Linked DNA regions of Homo sapiens: regions 2, 3, 4 and 5 are each linked to region 1. A link is a loop called in an ENCODE intact Hi-C map of the cell type or tissue named here. Cell type or tissue: endothelial cell of umbilical vein. All regions are shown on one strand. Each heading gives the region's core, and the rest is flanking DNA. Links, peaks and the distances in the headings are about the cores only. Region 1 has its middle 11 kb from the start of SMPD1. Region 2 has its middle 15 kb from the start of OR2AG2. Region 3 overlaps DNHD1 (dynein heavy chain domain 1). Region 4 overlaps ILK (integrin linked kinase). Region 5 overlaps LOC124902625 (a long non-coding RNA gene).

What was found. Hi-C counts contacts between places; a loop is a spot of excess contacts. Peaks named below come from ENCODE experiments on the same cell type or tissue, not always from the same donor. Only the 100,000 strongest peaks of a DNase experiment are listed, where the experiment ranks them.
Region 2: it touches region 1 in a loop (8-fold over the local background); 20 of 110 quality-filtered maps call a loop at or near these places.
Region 3: it touches region 1 in a loop (16-fold over the local background); 87 of 110 quality-filtered maps call a loop at or near these places.
Region 4: it touches region 1 in a loop (7-fold over the local background); 19 of 110 quality-filtered maps call a loop at or near these places.
Region 5: it touches region 1 in a loop (9-fold over the local background); 40 of 110 quality-filtered maps call a loop at or near these places.

What each region holds. Positions count from the first base shown.
Region 1 is chr11:6,377,486-6,382,288 of GRCh38, reverse strand. No RefSeq gene overlaps it. Among named protein-coding and RNA genes, the nearest start is that of SMPD1, 11 kb to the left of the region's middle. In endothelial cell of umbilical vein, for the core only: a CTCF peak has its summit at 2,855 (motif pointing left); DNase peaks (open chromatin) are centred at 2,848 and 3,938; H3K27ac peaks cover 1,281 bases.
Region 2 is chr11:6,755,014-6,759,816 of GRCh38, reverse strand. No RefSeq gene overlaps it. Among named protein-coding and RNA genes, the nearest start is that of OR2AG2, 15 kb to the left of the region's middle. In endothelial cell of umbilical vein, for the core only: CTCF peaks have their summits at 2,238 (motif pointing right) and 4,277 (motif pointing left); DNase peaks (open chromatin) are centred at 2,246 and 4,286; H3K27me3 peaks cover 232 bases.
Region 3 is chr11:6,503,740-6,508,542 of GRCh38, reverse strand. All of the region lies in intron 4 of DNHD1 (dynein heavy chain domain 1), which reads right to left. Among named protein-coding and RNA genes, the nearest start is that of DNHD1, 8.9 kb to the right of the region's middle. In endothelial cell of umbilical vein, for the core only: a CTCF peak has its summit at 2,706 (motif pointing right); a DNase peak (open chromatin) is centred at 2,732.
Region 4 is chr11:6,604,683-6,609,114 of GRCh38, reverse strand. It overlaps ILK (integrin linked kinase), which reads right to left. Exons shown (of 13, transcript NM_004517.4): 3 at 904-1,069; 4 at 626-721; 5 at 325-421; 6 at 148-231; 7 at 1-44. It overlaps TAF10 (TATA-box binding protein associated factor 10), which reads left to right. Exons shown (of 5, transcript NM_006284.4): 5 at 1-2,821. Among named protein-coding and RNA genes, the nearest start is that of ILK, 3.1 kb to the right of the region's middle. RefSeq lists enhancers at 1,862-2,156, 2,808-3,007, 4,320-4,432. In endothelial cell of umbilical vein, for the core only: no CTCF peak of the experiment used is centred there; a DNase peak (open chromatin) is centred at 1,994; H3K4me3 peaks cover 694 bases; H3K27ac peaks cover 2,888 bases.
Region 5 is chr11:6,703,923-6,708,725 of GRCh38, reverse strand. It overlaps LOC124902625 (a long non-coding RNA gene), which reads right to left. Exons shown (of 4, transcript XR_007062574.1): 4 at 4,255-4,294. Among named protein-coding and RNA genes, the nearest start is that of MRPL17, 23 kb to the right of the region's middle. In endothelial cell of umbilical vein, for the core only: a CTCF peak has its summit at 2,597 (motif pointing right); a DNase peak (open chromatin) is centred at 2,625.

The sequences.
Region 1 (4,803 bases), core at 374-4,373:
TGTTTTGTTTTTTGAGACAGAGTCTTGCTCTGTCACCCAGGGTGGAGTGCAGTGGCACGATCTTGGCTCACTGCAACCTCTGCCTCCCGGGTTCAAGTGATTCTGCAACTTCCGCCTCCTGGGTTCAAGTGATTCTCTTGTAGCTGGGATTACAGGTGCCTGCCACCATGCGTGGCTAATTTTTGTATTTTTAGTAGAGATGGGATTTTGCCATGTTGGCCAGGCCGGTCTCAAACCCCCGACCTCAGGTGATCCACCCGCCTTGGCCTCCCAAAGTGCTGGGATTACAGGCGTGAGCCACCAAGCCTGACCCGGAGACCAAGATTTTATCATGCAGATGAAACCTCCATGTATCAGGCATCAGAGCGCTTATCAGACCTAAACAGGTGCCAGACTCTTAATTTTCTCCTGGATCAGAGGAGAGACCTGGAGAAAAAAAGGGATTGTCTACAGAATGTAGGTTTTCCCCATTAAGATCTTTTATTTATTTATTATTTATGATTTTATTTTTTATTTTTTGAGACGGAGTCTTGCTCTCTCGCCCAGGCTGGAGTGCAGTGGTGCGATCTCGGCTCACTGCAACCTTCGCCTCCCAGGTTCAAGCAATTCTCTGCCTCAGCCTCCCAAATAGCTGGGATTGCAGGCACCTGCCCCCACGCCCAGCTAATTTTTGTATTTTTAGTAGAGACGGGGTTTAACCATGTTGGCCAGGCTAGTCTTGAACTCCTGACCTCATGATCCACCTGCCTCGGCCTCCCAAAGTGCTGGGATTACAGGCGTGAGCCACTGCACCCGGCCAGATCTTTTTAAATGTTAATGCTCGTCACTTGTTCCCAATTCTGAGAGAGAAGAGTATGATGAGGCATGTCCAATCCCCACTTTCAATCATGGCCTGAACTAGATTTTCTGGTTTAGTTTGGAATGTCTTTGGGAGAGAGGGGACTCTGTCAGTTGGTTGGGGGAGCTTAGAATTTTATTTTTGGTCTACATGGGGGAATAAGCCCTTTGTTCCTGAAGGCAGGTCAGGTGGCACATCACAGTGTCCACCACAGACTACCTCTTGTGCCACTTGGATTCATTTCACAGAAGTCTGGAACAGCTCCTCTAGCATACTAATGACTAATGAGTCTCTCTTCATGGTGGAAATTAGAAGAAAGATAGTGGAAAGAATTATAGCTCTCTGAAGCCTCTCTCAGGACAGCAACTGATACTCATCATTTTCCTCTTTTATCCATTTTAGCTTTCCTTCACCCTTAGAGAGCACCTCTGCTGATTTCAGTGGCTTACCTGATGGTGTAATGCAAACTTTCTCCCTGGGGGGTCTGAGCCTCACTATCCATGCTCTCCTCAAGCCATGCTCCTGCACTTGTCTTTTTACCATCAAAATAGGGCAGGGACTACCAAGAGGCACCCAAGTGGGCCAGCTGGATGCCAAGCATATTCCCCCATGTCTCCATTTTGTAACAGTTGTATTATCAGGATCAACAATGACAATCAGGATCAACGCTACAGCCACCATGATCATGCCTCTTCTTGCCTGCTGGCCCCTGCACGCAGGAGCCCAGAGTTCCTAGGCAACAACCATAACCCATTCACCTGCTGGACACATTTCCCCATTGGGAATCAGAGCCTCTAAAGCAGCAGAGCCTAGAGTTGTAGGGGCAGAAAGCACAAATTTCCCAAGTAGATTCCTGGGAGTGATGGCGAACAGAGCCACGCCTGCTTTCTCTCTTTGGTTCTGAACCCATGTGTTTTACCTTTTGGGAACAGAACACCAGGTTGTTGGTTTAAAGTGTATACTGCATGCTAGAAGGTGGCACCTCCTCCTCTCTAGGAATTACTTCCATGTTTGTGCTTCAGCTGTGCATCTACAGCTGATTCTATCACTGTGTTAGGCTGGCAGTTTCTGGGTGGTCGGCTGTAATGTGACCAGTGGACACAAAAGTCATGTGCCCGCTTTACACCTCTTTTGCTGAAAAGTGGTTCCTGGTACGACATGATAGGATTCCGTACCTGTTGCTCAGACACTGTCTCTGTAAGCCCTTGGATAGTGGTTGAGGCCTAGGAGGTGGGAAAATTCATTATGAACAAAGTTTTCTGCAGGGCTGGTAGTGGGAAAGGTGAGACAACCTTATTCTTGACTTTCTCTGGGTTTTAGAACTTCTGAAACCTATTGTGCAGGCTTCTAGGCTATTGGATAATGACTAGAACTTGGGGAAGGGAGAGCAAGGCTGGTGTTTAAAGATCTAAAGTTATACAGCCTCTGCCTCAGTGGCGAACTGAGTCCCTGGCTTGGAGAGTGATTGGCAGAGGGACAAAATGGGCTGCTTGGTTGGGACAGATAACTTCTTAGTTAATCTGGGTTAATTTAAGCAGACATTCGCTTAGGGTACTTACATTTTGTTGTGTCAGGAAACCTGTACAAACAGCTGAGCACGGTGGCTCACGCCTGTAATCCCAGCACTTTGGGAGGCCTAGGTGGGCGGATCACCTGAGATCAGGAGTTCGAGACCAGCCTCAATATGGAGAAACCCCGTCTCTACTAAAAATACAAAATTAGCCGGGCGTGGTGGTGCATGCCTGTAATCCCAGCTACTCCGGAGGCTGAGGCAGGAGAATTGCTTGAACTTGGGAGGCGGAGGTTGCAGTAAGCTGAGATCAGACCATTGCACTCCAGCCTGGGCAACAAGAGTGAAACTCTGTCTCAAAAAAAATTAAAAATAAAAAAAAAGGAAACCTATACAAATTCTGTTCAAGTGGCCAGCCAATTCTTGAGCTGTCTGTGAAACTGCAAATTGAATTCGAAATTCCAGACAGCAGCCCAGCACTGATGGGGAAAGGTCTCCCTCTTGTGGAAATTTTAGGGATTACTGGAAAGCTAGTAATCTATACCTTTAAGAGCTCAAATCCAGAAGAAATTTTTCTTGACAGGCAATTCCAACGCAGTGTATGTAGAACCCCCAATAGTAGGGGCTGCAATTTAAATTCAAGCTATCTGGATTAGAATCTTTGTTCTGCCACTTATTAGTTGTGTGACCTGGACAAAGCACATCACTTTTTGAGCTTCAATTTCTTTCTGTGTGACATGAAGATAATAGATAATATAAGGTTGTGAAGTTACAATGAGACAGTACTTAGATTAATAGATGTGACAGAGGAAGACTTTTAGTATCTGATGCAAACTTTTAAAGTTGCATCTTATATTTCATTACCAACTATACAGAATCTACCACCTTATACATAGTAGATGCTGTATCTGTATTGACTATCATTGATTTAATGAGGTCTAGCTGATAACTCTCCCCAGTTTTCCATGCCTTATCCACACTGTCCATTGACAGGAGAGAGGAAATCTATGGTTACAGTGAGGTGGAGGCTGAAGGAAAAGTTAAATGTTAAAAACTGCCCTTCGCCACCCCGCCCTGTGGAAGACGTAGGGAGTATTTACTTAATGACAATAACTTAGCTCCATCTATTGTCAGGAAATCATCCATTTATTCCCACCCACCGCCGCCAACACACACACTGTTCTGTGTCAGGCCCAGACCAAGAAGCTGGGGATATACCTGTTAGTAGGAAAAGCCCTGCCCTACAGAAGACTCCAGCTCAGGAGAGGATAGGGGCAAGAATAACATACTTGCCTCACCCCATCAGCCAGCATGAGGAAGCAACATAGAAGCTGTCCCCTGCAGACCTCCTGTCAACAGTCACGTGAGCACCCAATGTCACCAGTGTTGACAGATGATCTTCCAGTCGTTCCTGGGAGAAGGCTTTCCATCCGCAGCTACCTACATCTTATATAGGATGAAGGTCACCTCTCTGTGTCCTGAGATATTGCCACACTCCAACCACACTGTCTCATGTGGACATTCACTTAAAACGACTCAGGATACTTGTAAGCTCCACTGAAGCAGTCAGATCTTTGACACACAGGAAGGGGAGTGTAATGTGGAAGGAAGTGTCTCAGCCCTGTACTTGGGTAGGCTGAACAAGGGTGAAATCTAGTCCTGAAACCTAGACAGTTTTACATTTTTTTTTCTTTACCATCTCTATTCTCTGAAGAAGCTAATCCTTGGGAGGATATTTTTCAGCTTCCAAACAGAAATTGAACTAGGAAACCAATATATATGGTTGTGCATGCACATTTGTGTGCACATGAGTGCATGGGTGGTGTGGTGGATGGGCACCACCCCCAATGCAATAGCTCTCTGACTTCATCAATGCATCCAGTCTATCTTCCTTTTCTCTCTGTTTACCCACCTGCTCCTGGCTTCCTGTCTGTTTAAAATAATACTTTATAATCTAACATTATAGTAATTCCTTTGCAGATATGCTCAGCTCCTGTGTTCCCCTCTCCTCTGTCATTTTCATCTGGCTGAACTCCAGTCTCAAATGATCCCAATTACTTTCATTTTCTTCTTCTGAACCAGAGTAGCTGAAATTGTTACAGCAAATTCTATAGCTAGAAAAAGTGATATAAGGCCGGGCGCGGTGGCTCACGCCTGTAATCCCAGCGCTTTGGGAGGCCAAGGCGGGTGGATCACGATGTCAGGGGATCGAGACCATCCTGGCTAACACGGCGAAACCCCATCTCTACTAAAAATACAAAATATTAGCCAGGCGTGGTGGTGGGCGCCTGTGGTCCCAGCTACTCAGGAGGCTGAGGCAGGAGAATGGCGTGAACTCAGGAGGCGGAGCTTGCAGTGAGCCGAGATCGAGCCACTGCACTCCAGCCTGGGCGACAGAGCGCGACTCCGTCTCAAAAAAAAAAAGAAAAGAAAAAAAGAAAAAGTGATATAATGA
Region 2 (4,803 bases), core at 424-4,423, 380 kb before region 1:
ACCCACATGTTTGTTCATCAGCATAAAGGATAAATAAACTGTGATCTAGTCATACAATGCATTATACAACAAAGAAAATGAACTACGAGGCCAGGCGCAGTGGCTCACACCTGTAATTCCAGCACTTTGGGAGGCTGAGGCAGGCAGATCACACAGTCAGGAGCTCGAGATCAGCCTGGCCAACATGGTAAAACCTGTCTCTACTGAAAAAATGCAAATATTAGCTGGGCGTGGTGGCAGACGCCTGTAATCCCAGCTCTCAGGAGACTGAGGCAGGAGAATCATTTGAACCTGGGAGGCAGAGCTTGCAGTGAGCCGAGATCGTGCCATTGCAATCTATACTACAATGCTATAAACTATACTACAAGGCTAAAGTAACAAAAACAGCATGGTACTGGTACCAAAACAGATATATAGACCAATGGAACAGAGAGGAACTACAGCCTGGGTGACAAGGCGAGACTCTCAAAAAAAAAGAAAGAAAAGAAAATGAACCACAATAGCTCCATATAGTAACATGGATAAATCTTACAAACGTAATATTGAGTGAAGGAAGGCAGGCACAAAACATACATATTGTATCATTTCAATTGCCTGTCTAAGAAACATAACTGATGTATGGTGTTAAACTGCTTTTGGGGAGTGAGTGAAGGTATAGTGATTAGAAGAGGGCATAAGGAAAGAATACTGGGGTGTTGGTAATGCTCTGTAACTTGACCTGAATAGTGGTTACTGGAGTGTGTATGCCTTGTGCCAGATTCATTGAGCTGTACATATACATTCTGAGCATTTTTTAGTATTTGTATAACTGTTATATTTTAGCTTAAAAAAGTTATTAAAAAAAGATTAGCCACGTGTTTTGTAGTCATTTGACTCACTGAGGGCTAGTCTCTCTTTGAGTATGCTATTGATAAATAAATGTCCCCCAAAGATGTTCACATTCCTACTCCCCAGAACCTGTACATGGTACCTTAGATGGCAAAAAGGACTTTGTAGATGTGATTAAATTACCAATCTTGAGACAAGAAAATTATCCCGGATTATCCAGGTGGGTTCAATATAATCACAAGGGTCCTTATAAGAGGGAGGTAGCAGGGTCAGAGTTGGAACGATGCACCGAAACCCTTGAATGGCCATTGTTGGCTTTGAAGGTGGAAGGGGTCAGAAGTCTAGGAATGCAGGCAGTTTCTAGATGCAGGAAGGGCAAGGGAATGGATTTTACTGAGAGCCTTTAGAAGGAAGGAAGCCCTGCCAATACCTTGTTTTCGGCCCCATAAGACCTAATTTTGGACTTTAACCTCCAGAACTTAAGATAAATCTGTGGTTGTAAGCCACCAAATTGGTTGTAATTTGTTACAGCAGGAATAGAAAATTAACACAGTAGCTTACACATTGTGCTGGTCAGAGCACACTGCACATAATAGGTACTCTGCGAATGTGTATTGGATGAATGGACAAGCTCCCGACATGCCAGATTCTTAATTATGATGAAAGAATATTATAAATAAAGAAAGGTGTTTATGTCTGTGAGAATTCAAGACCGGTATCATGTGGTGTGAGCAGGCCGTTTTCTTCTAGTCTCTCTCCCACTGATCTTCCACATCTCAAGCTTTCCAGACTAAACACCTGGAGGTGCAGTGAACAGAGCACAGGATAAGGCTTTGACCTTATCAGACAACAAAAGTGAAGATGAAGATGTAGGTAAAAGTGTCATAATTAAAGCATCTTCTTACTCTACCGGAGACATTCATTTGTCTGGAAGGAGTTAGAATTCTTTATGAAAGAAAAGTAGAGAGAAATAAGACTGAGGTAATATTAGTCTTTTGACATCCAAATGGATTAATTATGCCATGCATCAACTTTAGGACTCAGTCACAGAAATGTAGCACATCACAGTCAAGTAGAGAGAGCCCCTGGGGTTTAACTTTACAAAGATGCCTTGAGTTTTTATGTGATTTAGATACTGAATTGAAACCTGGTGGGCTCTTATAGGCCTCCATAGCCGAATGAGTTGACTTGACAATAACAGAGTGTGGAATGCTGGACCAACTTGTAGGCTGGAGGATGTGGCAATCAACTCAGGGTTATGCAGACAGCAAAATTTTTCTTACAGCATTAGCAACTCAGAAACATTGTCCCTGTAGAAAGTGTAGACCCCATGTGAACTAGCCAGTTCAGCAGTGGTGTCCTGCAGAATGCTGAACAACTAGGTTCATAAAAAACAGTGCTCGAGAGACCAGCAGATGGAGCTGCTGCAACAGAAAAACAAGGCTGAGGCTAGAGTTCCTTCTCAGCACCAGAAGCTTGAATAAACCACACTCTTTCCACCACACATTGGGATGAGAAGCAGGGGAAGGCTTTCTTAGTAATCAAGCATCATTTTATCCAACAGAGAATGAATAATTCCTAAAAATATACTAAATTGTCAGGTTAGACTAAATGAAAATTAGATTGAACTATTAGTTTGGTTTGTTGTTTTTTTCTCCTGCTAACCAGTGGATGGGGATTTGAGACGAATATCAAATTATAGACTAAAATAAAGAGAGTAAAATGTTTCTGTACGTTATCTGAGTCATAGTATAAGCCTTAGGATCACCCCCTATTGCCCTTCTGAAGTCATTGATATTTCTCCTTGGATAAGGTTTTCAAAAGAGGAAAGAGAATCACAGAAAGAGAAAGAGTGAGAGATCACAGAAGGGCATATTAATTTACCTTTTTTTCTTCCATTCTCTCTTTCCTGTTTCTGTTTCCTATCTGTCTTTGAGTTTGGGAAGTTGGAGAGAATTTGAACTTGAATCCATAGACCTATTTCTGCTATGTAATTCTTCCTTCTCTTTGTTTTAGAGAATGCTCTTCAGGCAGGAAAGTTTCTCATGAATACCTCCATTCAGCAAACTTTACTAAAGATAAGTGTGAGACCCTGTAATAAACATAGGATATAAAAAAGAGGGAGAAGAGAAACCTGGCTATGGCCCTCACACAGGGAGCAGGGGAAATAGAGAAATCGGCATTTAAACAAGTGATTGCTGCAACAACTATAGTTGAAGAGAAAGGAGCTGAGATTAATTTTTATATTACCTATTTCAAGGCTCATGTTTGTGAAGATATCCCTGACATCCAATCAGTTATGTCTTCATCTTTTGTCAATGTTTACACCTTGCATTTCCATGCTACTTATATTTTATTCTGTCTTCTGTTCACATTCTTCTGGTATATAAAGGAATTTTATTTTATTTTATTTTATTTTTTAATTTGTATATATATATATATACACATAGTAGGTGTATATATTTATGGGGTACATGAGATATTTTAATGCAGGAACACATGATAATCACATCAGAGTAAATGGGGTACCCATCACCTCAAGCTTTCATATTTATTTGTGTTAGAAACATTCCCATTATACCGTTCGCATTCTTTCCACCAGTTTTTGCACATCCTTGGAAGAAAATCTATGTCTAATCTACTCCCTAAAGCTCTGGGTCCTGGCAAAATTGTAGACACATAGGAAATGAGTGTGAAATAATCTCACTCTCAAGCTGTGCAAAAACCTATGCTCAAAGATGTTAATTGCCGTGCTATTTATAATAGTGAAAATGTAGGAACCTGGTTGGCTGTCAGTAGTGACCTGGTTAATTACATACAAAGGGATATTATGTAGGCTTTAAAGTTAATTATTAAACTATACCAATATTTGTTGACCTAGAAAGATATCCCTAGTAGATTTTGAGTGAAAATGAGATTATAGGAGAGTATATATACTATACATTGCCATAAATGCAAAATTATACATATTTAACTATGTGTCTATATGCCTGAAAGAATTGCTATTAAAATGTTCACAGAAGGTAATTTGAATGGTGGGATTTTGTGTGCTTTTTTCTTTCTTATGTTTTCCTACATTTTCAAACATTTTTTCAGTGACTACACGTTATTTAAAAAAAAAAACAACAACAAAGATTTTCAAAAATTCCATCAAAATTTGATTCTTTTCTGTTTTCATATTTAAAACTTAAACATCACATTTCATAGTAGCTCTCAATGGGGCAATCCAAATATTTTAAGGACATTTGACAATGTTTAGAGACATTTTTGTTGTCATAACTGTGAGGAGTGCTGCTAGCATCTAGTGAGTAGAGGCCAGAGGTGCTGCTAGACATCCTATAATGCACAGAACAGTTCCCCACAATAAATTATCTGGCCCTAAATGTTAACTGTGCTGGAGTTGGGAAAATCTCAGAATTCAGTATCCTGATCTGCTCTTTATCGCCATCTGTTGGTGAAAGACATGTCTGCAACTTCCACGCAGTTTTAGCCAGAAGCCAAACTTAGGGCCTCGGAAATAAGATGGGATGCCTAAGAATGGTAGCTATGGTTAGCATGGGAGTCAGAAAAACAGCAAATTAATTCGTCACTGTGACTGTCTATGATGCTCTTACTAAGACCAGTAGTTGCTTTGACACTGCCAATCTGTATCTATAAAATGATACATCATGATTTCCATTTTTTAGCCTTATTGGAACTCCAGAGACCAAGAAAAGCTACAAGCTGAGGCAGAAAAGGCTGCGGGTAAATTTTATGGACTTAACCTGGCTGATATAAGGGGGTAATCTCTACTTGCACACATAGGTGCCTCCCCAGTACATAGGATGATAAAGCTTTAGCTCTGCCAGGAACAATTTCAGACTGGAACACATGGGACCAAGGCAAGGCTCCTTGTTTTGGCTCAATTTAACTACTACGTCCATCTCACACCTCCTCCTAAGGAATATATTTGCAAGGCCTAGGCTTCCACCTTTA
Region 3 (4,803 bases), core at 300-4,299, 130 kb before region 1:
ATGCTTCTAATAAGATATTCCATCAATTTGTAAGATGCATCACAATTTTAGAGATGATGAAATGTGAAAAATCCTCATTCTAGACATGATAAAATACACATATACTTGGGTACTGAAAGACATGCAGAGACAATCAGAATGTTATTTGATGGAAAAACTGAGATTGGAGAAAAGCAGAGGAAGACTAGAAAATTCGAAACAGGCAAATAAAGAGGAAAATTGCAACCTAATGTACTAGACAAGTACCTTCAGAGCCATCTTAAAATCTTAGTTGGTCTTGGGTTCTCTTACTTCAGCAAAATGCACCTATATCCCACATTAAATGCAATATATATAGATTGATATAATAGGTGTATCTAGTTACAGTAGGCCAGTTAGCATAATGCTATGTTTAGATACATTTAATAAAGCATTTATTAATTTTTATTTTTCAGTTTTCTTTATATAACTCAGAGCTAGCAATATTTTTAAGCATTACATATATTTTTAGCAATTTAAAAGCTGTATCCTAAGTCCTATAATGTCTAAGAGATAAAATAGCTCTCCTCTATCTCTCATCTCTCTCAACTTTCTAGAAAACATTGTTAAGCAAGTGACTTAAGAACTTTTAGATAGATACCAGAATGGACACACTAAGTCAAGTCATACAAAAACCTTGTTTTGTTTTTGACAAAGTTACTAAAGTTTCTTAAGTATAGTACTCATATCCCCAAATTACAGATAGGAAAACTGAAACAAAGAGAAGTTAAAGCTTTGCCCAAGACAGTTAAGGGAAGAATACAGGATTTAAAACCAAAGTTACCTGACTCATGCCCCCTCCTTTAATCAGTGGGCCATTTAGCTTCCCACAGTGTAGCTGCCTATGTTAACTGAGCCCTGGCTCTTCCCAAGAGATATTTCCTTTTCCTATGACCTACTTAATGGAGGCTGCTGTTTCTGTGTAGGGCCAGGAGTTATACAGTACTCTTCTCATTCCCAATGGCCACTACTCCTTTGGAGTATAAAATATACTCCAAATATATATGTAATGCTTAAAAATATTGCTAGCTCTGAGTTATATAAAGAAAACTGAAAAATAAAAATAAATGCTTTATTAAATGTATCTAAACATAGCATTATGCTAACTGGCCTACTGTAACTAGATACACCTATTATATCAATCCATATGTATTGCATTTAATGTGGGATATAGGTGCATTTTGCTGAATATCCTTTGGAGGATATTCACTCATTCTACAAATGCTTATTAAGGCAAGCAGTGTGTAAGCCACTGAGGATACAGCAGTGTTCAAGAAAAATCCAGTCCCTGACTTTATGGAACTTAGTTAAACCGTTTATCAAGTTGTCCCTCTGTTCAAGTATTGTGGTCAGAGATGGGGACATAAAGATGACTTCTACATAGTCCTTGTCCTCAAAGGGCTCAGAATCAACTGGAGTATGACATGATACTAGAGAGTAGATGGGGGAAATCAGTATCTTCCTGAGTCCCAGAACCAAAGATTCAGCTGTTTCCAAAACATCTCAAACTCCATCTTGCTTGCACCTGAAACTCAGCAAGTTCTGTACTAAACTCAATATCTACCCCCACCAAATCTGTCCCTAATCTGGGCAATTAGTTCACTCATTCATTCAACGAATATTACTGAGTATCTACTCTATGCCAGACTGTTCTAAGCCCTGAGGATACATCATTAAACACAACAAACCCAAACCCCTCCCTGATGGAGCTCTCATTCTACTAGAGAAGATGATAAACGTAATTAACAACAGGAAGGGGGAAAAAGAACAGGCAAAGGGAGATTGGCGGTGCCAGGGGAGAAGGAAGTGCAATTTTAAATGGGGTGGTAAGGGTGGGGGAGTGACAGCTGAGCAAAGACTCAAAGAATAAAGGAGGTGAAGGAATAAATTCTCTCCTAAATGTAAATCAAACACTGGAGAAAATGCAATTAAAATTTTGATAAATTCAAACACATTAAAAAAATCTGTTACATGGCAAATAAATAAATATAATGAAACAGCAAGTGAAAGAGTTCTATTGATGGTGCACTAGAAATTTGGACCAACATTCCCACTTGATAACAACTAGAAAAACTAGGCCAACTATCTGGATAATATATGAAACTGGATAATATATGAAATATAATATCTGTATAACACATCAGAGAACCCAAAAATGTAATCCCCCAGCCTTTGGGTCGAGACCCCAAATGGCTACAACACAGGAGTAAAGTGGAACCAGAAATATACCTCCTTTTTGGTATGGGACCTGAACTGCAACTTTTGCTCATTTAGTTCCCTGAGTCTGTTGAAAGCTTGGCTCCTCTTTTCAGTATCTCAGGAATGCATAGTAAAATTGACATTTAACTACCTTTATATTGAGAGGAATTGAGAGGTCCCTCTGTTTGGGGAAAAGCAGCACCAAATGCTGAACTCACTGCAATGGGTTTCCTTCTTTGGCAGATCCTGGCCCTGTAATCATCCATTGCCTTTTTAGTTCTCTTGTCAATAGTTTCTTATCTCTTTATGTGCCTAACTGTCTTTGATCGAGATGCTTCTCTAATTATAAAAGATGCTGATAGTTTAAAGCCCTAAGCTTGTCATTTGCTTTCTGTAAGCTCCCAACTATGGTTTGTAGGCATTCCATCCCACATTGTTACCATTACTATCATTACAGCCATGACAGTCAAGTGTAGCAGCCACTAGGTGTCAGTATCACATTCAACCACAAGTGATAATTTAATTAATTGTGATGCCACTGTGTGTCATGGATTACTAGTATCCTATTTCCCATTAGCAAGGAATTCAGTACTGTTTTAGGCCAAGGACATTACCAAACCAAAGAAGATCCTATATTAGAGGCTAGTTTCCTGGGACCACTCATAATACCAAGTACCGTGTTAGTCAGGGTCCAGTCAGTAAAACAGAAACCATACTAGGCATTTCAACAAAGTGAATTTAATAAAGAGAATGTGTTTTTAAAAAGATGTCGAGGCCAGGCGCGGTGACTCACGCCTGTAATCCCAGCACTTTGGGAGGCTGAGGTGGGTGGATCACTTGAAGCCAGGAGTTCGAGATCAGCTTGGCCAATGTGGCAAAACCCCGTCTCTAATAAAAATACAAAAATTAGCCAGTCATATTAGCAAGTGCCTGTAATCAAAGCTACTTGGGAGGCTGTGGCAGGAGAATCGCTTGAACCTGGGAGGCGGAGATGCGGAGATTAAAGTGAGCCAAGATCGCCATGGCACTCCAGCCTAGGCAACAGAGTGAGACTCCATCTTAAAAAAAAATAATAAAAATAAAAATAAAAAACCAGCTCCAGAACTAGAGGAACAAATGGAAGAGGTTCAGGTTATTAGAAGCTATGAGGTTGGAGGAGGGGCCTTGCAGAGTTGAGACTCAGAACTCTGAATGGGGCCGGGTGCAATGGCTCACGTCTGTAATCCCAGCACTTTGGGAGGCTGAGAAGGGAGGATAGCTTGAGCCCAGGAGTTCGAGACCAGCTTGAGCAACAAAGTGAGATCCCATATCTACAAAAAATTTAAAAACTAGCCAGTCATGGTTGTAGGCACCTGTGGTCCCAGTCACATGGGAGGCTGAGGTGGGAGGATCACTTGAGCCCAGAAGGTGGAGGCTACAGCAAGCTCTGTTCAAGCCACTGCACTCCAGCTGGGGCAACAGAGCAAGACTGTCTAAAAAAAGAACAACAACAAAAAGAACTCTGAAGGAAAGGGGCTACCAGCTGGTGTTGGTATCTCTCAGGGTTATGAAGAGGCTGATTCAGACAGTGCTGGCTGGGCCAGGCACGTTGGCTCATGCCTGTAATCCCAGCACTTTGGGAAGCTGAGGCGGGTGGATCACTTGAGGTCAGGAGTTCAAGACCAGCCTGACCAACATGATGAAACCCTGTCTCTACTAAAAATACAAAATTAGCCAGGTGTGGTGACACATGCCTGTAATCCCAGCTACTTCAGAGGCTGAGGCAAGAGAATCGCTTGAACCAGGGAGGTGGAGGTTGCTGTGAGCCGAGATCATGCCATTACACTCCAGCCTGGACAACAAGAGTGAAACTCTGTCTCAAAAAAGACAAAAAGAAAGTGCTGCTGCCAGGGTGAAAGACCATTGCTGAGGCAATGATGGCAGAAAGAGCAAGCAAACGAAGCAGCAAGTCCCTTCCCCTCTTATCTTGCTGTCCAGTCTCCCAGCACTCTCCATTAATCAAACCTAATAGAAGGCCAGCTGAAAAAAGAGAAAAAGTTTGCAGAATCTCAGCCCCAGTATCACAAAGCAGAGAGGGAGGAGGAGAATTAGAATCAAGAGGCAATCAATTAATAACCAGCAGGATGCTCTCAGTGAACATTTATTAAATGAATTGATCAGTAAATGAATGAATGATATTGATCATTAGTGCTACCTAAGTTCAAGAGATCAGTGTGCACAGGAAATAAGGTTATTTGGGAGGCTGTATTAGATACTGCTTAAGAGCATGAACTTTTGGATTAAGATAGTCCTAGGTTTAAATCCTAGTTACACCATTTATTATGTAGCTTTGGATAAATTACTTAACCTCTCTTATGTATCAGTCCACTCATCTCATATATAGAAATAATAATAGCACCTACCTGGTAGATGAGGATTAAGTAACACATGTCATGAGTTTATTAGCACAATGCCTAATATATTGAAGAGTTTGGTTAAAGGCAATTATTACAATTATTTCTGGGAGGAGATGGACTTGAATAGGGCTTTTTAAAATAGGCGAGGATTTGAGCCAGGCATGGTGGCTCATGCCTGTAATTCTGGCAA
Region 4 (4,432 bases), core at 1-4,000, 230 kb before region 1:
CTGTTTGAAGTCAATGCCAGAGTGTTTGTTCAGGGTTCCATTTCCTAAGAGTGTGGGCAGGTCAGGTACCCAGCTTCACCCTAACCCAGCCCCAAGAGGCCAGGATTATTTCCTTTTACAACCCTTCTTCCCACAGTGGTGACTCACGGGGCCGAGTGCGGGTGGTCCCCTTCCAGAATGTGTCCTTGTATGGAATACGGTTGAGATTCTGGCCCATCTTCTCTGCCCGCTCTAGGGAAGAAAAACAACCTAAGCTGTGGTACAGAGGGAGAAGACAGGTGGGAAGGGACGAGAGGACACAAGCTAGGGGATGGGGAGATGGACCTCGGAGAAGCTCTCTCAGGGGTGCCTTGGCTTTGTCCACAGGCATCTCTCCATACTTGTTACAGATGCTGACAAGGGCCCCATTTGCCACCAGGTCCTGGAATGAAAAGGCCATTATGATGAGAGCCACTGCTACCTCGCTGGCAGTCACTGAACCAACCATGAATGCACAAATGTAGAACTTAATCCTGTAAGTGTCACACAGTAGTACTGACAGAATGGGTTGAGGGTTCCAAAATCTCCCACCAAGGCTCAGACTTTACTTCCTACCCATCTCAGGAATTAAGGGCTGAGTACTCACCTCTGCCACTTGATCTTGGCCCCAAAAACAGGCATAGTGCAGGGGCACATTCCCGTGTTCATTCACTGCATTGATGTCTGCCTTGTACTGCAATAGCTGGACCCCATGGCCAGACAAAAAGAAGAGGCAGAAAGTACAGTCAGTTCCAAATGAGATACTGGTGTCAGGGCATGGGAAAAGGGGGAAGAGCACACATGCTTTCTACTGTATGTTACAGTGCCTGTGACTGACCCTCATGGCATGTATGTGATGTGGATGACGAAGGAGTTTGTACGTACCTTCTGTACAATATCACGGTGTCCATGACTGGCTGCCAGATGCAGGGGGGTGTCATCCCCACGGTTCATTACATTGATCCGTGCCCCCCGCATGATCAACATCTCAACCACAGCAGAGCGGCCCTCTCGGCAGGCCCAGTGCAAGGGGGAGAAGCCATGATCGTCCCTTTGAGGAAGGGGCAATGGTCATTGAGCTGGAGGTGGGATGGGGCAAAGGTTTTGATTCCTGAAAAACTGATAATTACATACTCTCTGGGAAGGCTTACCTCTCTAGGACTTTGATTCTCATTCATGCCAGCAACTCCCAAAGCTGTCCATTTCAGACCTTCCCCTGAGCTTCAAACCAAACCAACCACCTAGATATCTCAACAACCTCTATAAAAAAATGTGTTATCTTCACCATATCCCACATCTCATTTCCTTAGGTGGTAGTGCTCTTCCCCTGGTTTCTCTTGCACCCCTTCTGCAACATCTATTGGTCCTTTCTGTTTTCCACCACATCTTATATGTCCCCCTACTTCAGCACTTGTTGCACTGGATTGTAAAAATCTGTTAATGGACTGTCTTGTCTGTTAGACCTTTAAGTTTCTTGAGGGAATGGATTGACAGCAGCTGTTCAGTGCATGTTAGTGGGGGAGAAGGGTGTCTTGGAGAAGGCAGGCCACAACTTATAGAAGAGGGAACAAACTTACTATTTGGCTCTGGTACTGAAACTAACATCTAAAAATGGAATGGAATTTAAATGATGTTTTGGAAGGGTTTATGTTGAAAAGGAGAAATGCTTTTGACTACTGATGAGGTAGATAACAAACCACCATGCAAAGCAGGATTCCCCTACTTAGCAATCCTGTGCATAGAAAACAGAAGAAAATGAGAATGGCTGTTTTGGGATTAAAACTATACCTGATTTTTTTCTTTTCCAAGAAATATGTATTTTATAAAGTAAAGTATACAAACAAAACAAAACAATTGGTTTGGAGCTGGGCCTGCCTGACAGCCTGGGGCCATAAAAGGAAATTCCCTCCAGTTCGGGGCTGCAGATTCAAGGGGCGGAGCAGGGGGCGGTCCGTGGTCTGGGCCAGCAGCCTCCGGATGCCTTAGTGTTGTGGTCACTTCCTGTGTGCGACTCTAGGCAAGGCCTGGAGCTGATCAGGGGTCTGGCCATCCAGATGCCCGTACAGCTGAAGGGGTTGGGGGGTGTGGCCTTTAAGTTAATCATTTTCCTCCACAACTTGCTCGCATCTGCTAACACAGAAATAGCCAAAAGCTTTTCCTTGAGATGGGATTATCCCCAGGAAGCATTACGCCCCCTGTTTATCAGTTGGTCTTGCCTCCTAGACCTTTAATTTGTGCCCTGACTTATCAGCTTCCAGTACTGCCTGTGGCGCCAGGGCAGGCCAAACTCGGGGGGCAAAAGTATGGGCACAAGGGTTCTGTTCACTATCAGGCTGCCTGCCACCTCAGGGCCTGGACTTCTATCTCAAGAAGACCTGCAAGGAATTAACCCCCTCTTCATATCCAGCATATAGCCAACTTTGGCCCCCATACTTTACTCCTCAAACCAGCACCACAACCTTCCAGTTTCATTAATTCCACCCCTTTTCCTTCTGGCAGCATCTTCCTAGAGTCTTCCTAGACTCAGCTAGAGTCTTCCTAGATGCTAGGCCCACTGGGCAACTGCCTAAGCCTCTATTTCCTCACCAACAAAACAGTAACAGTGCTTACTGTCTTTATCAGGGTACCCTTTGAGAATTATATGAAAAATGGAACAAATGACTTTGCAAAGTATTAAAGAGAAATAGTGTAGAACCTAATGGGAACCAGTGAAGTCTAGACTAAGATGACAGGTGATCCTGACCTGTCAAACCTAAAAACTAAACTCCACCAATTTTAAAAAATAAAGAATTTGATTTTGCCACTCTGAGTCACCATCACTACTGCTCTTCTTGCCTTCCTATCTCAGCCAACCTTGTAGAACTGGTGTACATTCACTTTCACTATTTGCTCACCTCTCAACTTTTGTTTTCTTTTTCTTTTTTAAGACAGAGTCTTGCTCTGTGGCCCAGGCTGGAGGGCAGTGGCATGATCTTGGCTCACTGCAGCCTCTGCTTCCCGGGTTCAAGCAGTTCTCCTGCCTCAGCCTCCGAGTAGCTGGGATTACAGGCGCACGCCACCACGCCTGGCTAATTTTTGTATTTTTAGTAGAGACAGGGTTTCACCATGTTGGTCAGGCTGGTCTCGAACTCCTGACCTCGTGATCCACCAGCCTCGGCCTCCCAAAGTGCTGGGATTACAGGCGTGAGCCACCGCGCCCGGCCTACTTTTCAATCTGCCACAAATCTGCTGTATCGAGAGCAGAGATTATGTCAGATTCTGGACTCTAGCACCCAGCACAGAAGGTGTTCATCATAGTGCCTTAAATTAAGGAACCCAATGTAGTCTGATTTCTTCACCCATTATTCTGAAACAACACTCACAGATGGTCAAATACATCCTAACTGCACACTGAGGGGAGCAACAGACACTGGGGCCTACCAGAGTGGGGCGGGTAGGAAGAGGGAGGGATCAGGAAAAATAACTAATGGGTGCCACGGCTTAATACCTGGGTGATGAAATGATCTGCACAACAAACCTCCATGACCTGAGTTTACCCATCCAACAAACCTGCACATGTACCCCTTAACTTAAAAAAAAAAAACCCAACTGTAAATTCAATGGCTACTTTAAAATATTAATGTTCTTTGATCTCTCAGTAGCCTGTACTGCCGTTGACTACCTCCCCTTCATTAAAACATTCTCTTCTGTAAGCTTTACTCACACATTTTCCTATTTCTTTTTCAACTTGCGGTTGCTCCTTTTCTGTCGTGCAGGCTTCCTGTCCCCTGACCTCTTGCCTTCCACTCTCCTGAGACGTTCTCCTTCACAACCACGTCTTCAAGTATCATCTATATATATGATATATATATGCTATCTATATGCTGATAGCTCTCAAATCTGTGTCTCCAAGTCAGATTCCTCCCCTGAATTGCAAATCTGCATAACCAACAACACACTCAACATTTCCACCTTGCTGTATTGTCACCTTAACTTTAACATGTCCAAAATAAAATGCCTCATCCTCCAGTTTTCTCCATCTCAGTAAAAACAACCAAGTTCCCAAGCCAGAACCCTGGTCCTCATCTTTGCCCTTACTCACTCCCCACACCAAGTTCCACAATTCTTCGTCCTAAAGACTTCTGGAATTTGATCACTTCTCTTTTTCACTCACCCTAATTCTAGTCCAAGACATCATTACTTCTACGATGAACTAGGCAATTGCCTCCTTTCCACCTGCTCTTCACAAAGCATCCAAGACGATACTGAAAAATGGACAATCTCATTATGTCACTATACAGCTTTAAAACCTTGCTTTTAAAATAAAGACCTTCTTATAGCCTAAATATGCTTGCATGATCTGGCTGATCCTTGGAGACCTCTACAGTCTTATGTCCTGTTCTTTTCCTCTTGTACCCAATGCTCCGACCCACAG
Region 5 (4,803 bases), core at 288-4,287, 330 kb before region 1:
GCTGAGATAGCTCTACTGCACTCCAGCTTGGGCGGCACATGGAGACTGTCTCAAAAACATAAAAAAATAAAAAGAAAAAAGAAGGAAAGTAGAATGTTTGTTACCAGAAGCTGGGATGGTGGGTGGGGGAAAGCAGAAGTGTAGGTCAAAGGGTACAAAGAGAGAGAGGAAGCAAGAAGAAGGTAATTCAAGATGAAGAAGCAGGTATAAGCCAAGTGTTGAGAGTTAGAAAATGCCAGCCTGTGAAAGCCAGGCTGTTAGTTGTGCGAAGGGCCTCCACTATTTACTACATGTATGACCTTGGATGAGTTAGTTAACCTGTCTCTGCTTCATTTCCTTCATACATAAAATGGTGCAACCTCAGTGAAGTGTTAAGAATAACGTGAAACAATACATATGCCTGAAACATGGTACACGTGCCAATAATGTTAGGTAGTAGCAATGCCAACAACAGCAGAAGCAGCAATAACCGCAGCAAAAGTCACGTTAATAGAAGTAATTATAGCATTTATTAACATTATTATTGCTATTATACTGAAATGTAGTTGTGGCTACACTCCATCTTAATTGTTAAGGTCCTGAAGAAGAGGGTCCAAGTTCTTTTTTTTTTTTTTTTTTTTTGAGATACAGTCTTGCTCTGTCGCCCAGGCTGGAGTGCAGTGGTGCAATCTCGGCTCACTGCAACCTCTCAGGCTCAAGCGATTCTCCTGCCTCAGCCTCCCGAGTGGCTGGGATTACAGGCACCTGCCACCACTCCCAGATAATTTTTATACTTTTTAGTAGAGAGGAGGTTTTGCCATGTTGGCCAGGCTGGTCTCAAACTCCTGACCTCAGGCGATCTGCCTGCCTCAGCCTCCCAAAGTGCTGGGATTACAGGTGTGAGCCACCACGCTGGGCCAGTCCAAGTTCTTTATTTTGACTGAAACAGTGTTTATAAATGTGCTTTCCTTATTGTTTCCTGTATCTATAGTTTATTTTCTCTGAATAGGATTTTTAAAATACAATAGAATTAAAATGTAAACCTCAAAAAAGGGGTGAGGAATGGAGGGAAGATATGTGAGTAGGCCAGGACAGAATGAGAGCGTCGTTGTGGGTTCCTGAGGCAACAGTTATCCAATGTCATTGTTATTTTTAATGAAATTCAAGGAATTTGCATTTATTCCAAATTGGAAAAGATGTGAACCAGGAACAACCTGCCTGACAGTTTATGTATCTTTGGCGATTTTCCTTTGAACCATGGGAAAAATCATGTTTATCTTGTAGTTTACATTGTAATTCTCATCCACTCCTCTGTGAAGACGTGGAACTGTGCCACCCAGAACCTCCTGCAAGAGAAGACTTGCTGCCCAACTGAGGGGAATGAAGTAAGCAGCCAGGCTTCAGCTGTCAGATCTTCCCAATCTGCCTCAATTGCAGGGAGCCCCTTCACCTGAGGTAATGCCCTTCCTGGGGTAGCCTGTATCCAGAGGCTGAGACAGAAAAGAAAGACCCAGCCATTGTAGCCTGACACAGGATGCTTTGTTGGTCTTCACTCTACAGAGCTCTCCACCAGGTTCAGGGAAGGTTTGTAAGGCCTGCATCACGGCTCAATGTCTTTCTCTGCCAAATCCTACTTTTGCCCCTTTTCTTCACAGGCGTTGATCCCTAATAAACATCTTGCCCTCCACACTGTTCTACCGTCTGCTCTTGGGGAAATCAACCTGCAACCTACTTCAAGGCATTGGTAGATATTGCTATGTCAAGATAGATTTGGACAATGGGGTGATGGATACTAAAGAGGTAGTGCAAAAAGAAAATGAGGGGCATACAACATTCTCCTCTTCCCAACACCTGTATGAAGAAAGCAGCATCCTTTTGAGGAGTGAGAGAATACAGATCTTTCAGAAGTGAGCAGCAGGCAGGAAAGTGGCCTACAGCCCTGTTGAGAGCAGCAGAGAGGAGCATGAGACATAGCTGCCAGATGGGAAATTCATTAGTAAGTGATCATTAGAAAACAGGAAACTGGTGGATGAAAATAAAAGAAGTAAAACTGATAAGCAAGTAAGAACAGATATTTCTTCTACGTGGCTTTCGAATTGGGGGTAGGAGGGGTGGAGTCAAGGAATGAAGCCTAGGCCTTGCAAATGCATCCCTTAGGAAAAGTGAAATGGAAGTAACGGTTACATCAAGCCAAAACAAGGAGCTTTGACTTGGTCCCACATGCTGCGATCTAGAATTGTTCCTGGCACAGCTAAAGCTTTATCATCCTATGTAATGGGGAGGCACCTATGGATGCAAGTAGAGATTACCCCCTTATATCAACCACATTAAATCCATAAAGTTTCCCCAAAGCCTTTCCTGCCTCAGCATCTAACTTCCTTCTTCTGAGTCTCTGGAGTCCCAGCGCGGCAGGAAAATGGAAATCATAATATAGCGTTCATAGATACAGAATGGCAGCGTCAGGAGCAACTACAGTTCTTAGTAAGAGCATCACAGACCCTCTCAGCCATGAATTAACTTGCTCTTTTTCTACCTCCCTTTGTAACTATAGCTACCCTTCTTAGGGCCTCCCATCTTTTTTCTGAGGCCCTAGTTTGGTTTCTGGCTGAAACTACATGGGAGTTGCAGGCACTTCTCTCACCACCAGATGGTGATAAAGAGCCTATCAGGATAATGAATTCTGAGATTTCCCAACTCCGGCATAGTTAACATTTAGAGCCAGATAATTTATTGTGGGAAACTCTCTGTGCGTTATAAGATGTCTAGTAGCACCTCTGGCCTCTATCCATTAAATGTGAGTAGCACTATTCACAGTTATGGCAACAAAAATGTCTCTAGACATTGTCAAATGTCCCTGAAACATTTGCATTGCCCCGGTGGAGAACCACTGTGAAATGAGGTGTTCAAGAGTTTTAAATAGGAGAAAGAAAATGAATGCAATTTTGATGAAATTTTTGAAAAGCTTTCTTATTTTTTACAATATTACATTTATTGAAAAAATTCAAAAATGTGGAAAAACATAAGAAAATCAGACACCCAAAATCCTGTCATCCAGATTAACTTTGGTGAACATTTTTATACTCATCCTTCTAGGCATATGGACACATAGTGGAAAACATACAATTTTGCATACATGGCAATGTATAATATATATACTCCAAAATTTCACTCATAAATGGCACTGCAGTTAACATACATCTTTGAACATAATTTTTTTTTTTGAGATGGAGTCTCACTCTGTCACACAGGCTGGAGTGCAGTGGCGCAATCTCGGCTCACTGCAACCTCTGCCTCCTGGGTTCAGGCGATTCTCCTGCCTCAGCCTCCCAAGTAGCTGGGATTACAGGTCCATGCCACTATGCCCAGCTAATTTTTGTATTTTTACTAGAGACGGGGTTTTGCCATGTTGGCCAGGCTGGTCTCGAACTCCTGACCTCAGGTGATCTGCCCACCTCAGCCTCCCAAAGTGCTGGGATTACAGGCATGAGCCACCATGCCCAGCCTGAACATACATCTTTGCACAGGTTGAGTGTGACAGTTTTTCACTCCACATTTCCTATATATCTACAATTTTGCCACGACAGGACCCAGAGCTTTACAAAGTAATTTGGACATAGATATTCTTCCAAAGATGTACAAAAACTGCTGGAAAGAATGTGAACATTCCCAGTGCAGTGGCTCATGCTGTCTCTACTAAAAATACAAAAATTAGCCAGGCATGGTGGCGGGTGCCTGTAATCCCAGCTACTCAGGAGGCTGAGGCAGGAGAATCACTTGAACCGGGAGGTGCAGGTTGCAGTGAGCTGAGATCGCACCACTGCACTCCAGCCTGGGCAACAGAGCAAGACTCCATCTCAAAAAAAAATTGTGAATAGAAGATAGAATAAATATAATTCGTGACATGGAAATGCAAGGTGGAAATTTTGGCAAAAATTGAGAGATAACTGATTAGATGTCAGGGATATCTTCACAGACATGGGCCTAGATATAAGCAGTATAAATGTTAGTCTCAGCCAGTTGTCGTGGCTCACACCTGCAATCCCAGCACTTTGGGAGGTCAAGGCAGGTGGCTCACTTGAGGTCAGGAGTTCAAGACAACCCTGGCCAACATGGTGAAACCCCATCTAGAAAAAAAAAGAAAAAAGTATCAGCTCCTTTTTCTTCAACTACAGTACTTCGAAAATTATTTGTTTAAATATTTCCGCTGGACACAGTGGCTCTCACCTGTAATTCCAGTGCTTTGGAAGGCTGAGACAGGAGGATCACTTGAGGCCAGGAATTTGAGACTAGCCTGGGCAACATAGCAAGACTCCATCTGTACAAAAAAAAGATTAAATAAAGAAAAAAATGCATATTCCCCCTACTCCCCTGTGTGCAGGCTAGGGCCAGCTTTCTCTTCTTATATATCCTGTATTTATTACAGGGCCTCCCACTTATCAAACCTTTAGTAAACATTCGCTGAATGGAGGTATTTATTGGAAACTCCTGCTTGAAGAGCATTCTCCAAAACAAAGAGAAGGGTGTATCATGTAGGAGACAGAGGGTTATGGATTCAAGTTCAAATTGCCTCCAACTTCCCAAACTCAAAACATGAACTCATGGATAAGAAAGAGAGGAGAGAGGAAGCGAAAAATGTAAATTGATATGCACTTCTGTGATCTCTTGCTCTTTCTGTGATTCTCTTTCCTTTTCTGGCAACCTTATCCAAGGAAAAATCTCAATGACCTTGCAGTAGGGCAATTGGGGATGATCCTAAGGCTTACACTACACCTCAGAGGATGTACAGAAACATTTTACTCTCTTTATTTAGTCTATAATCTGATG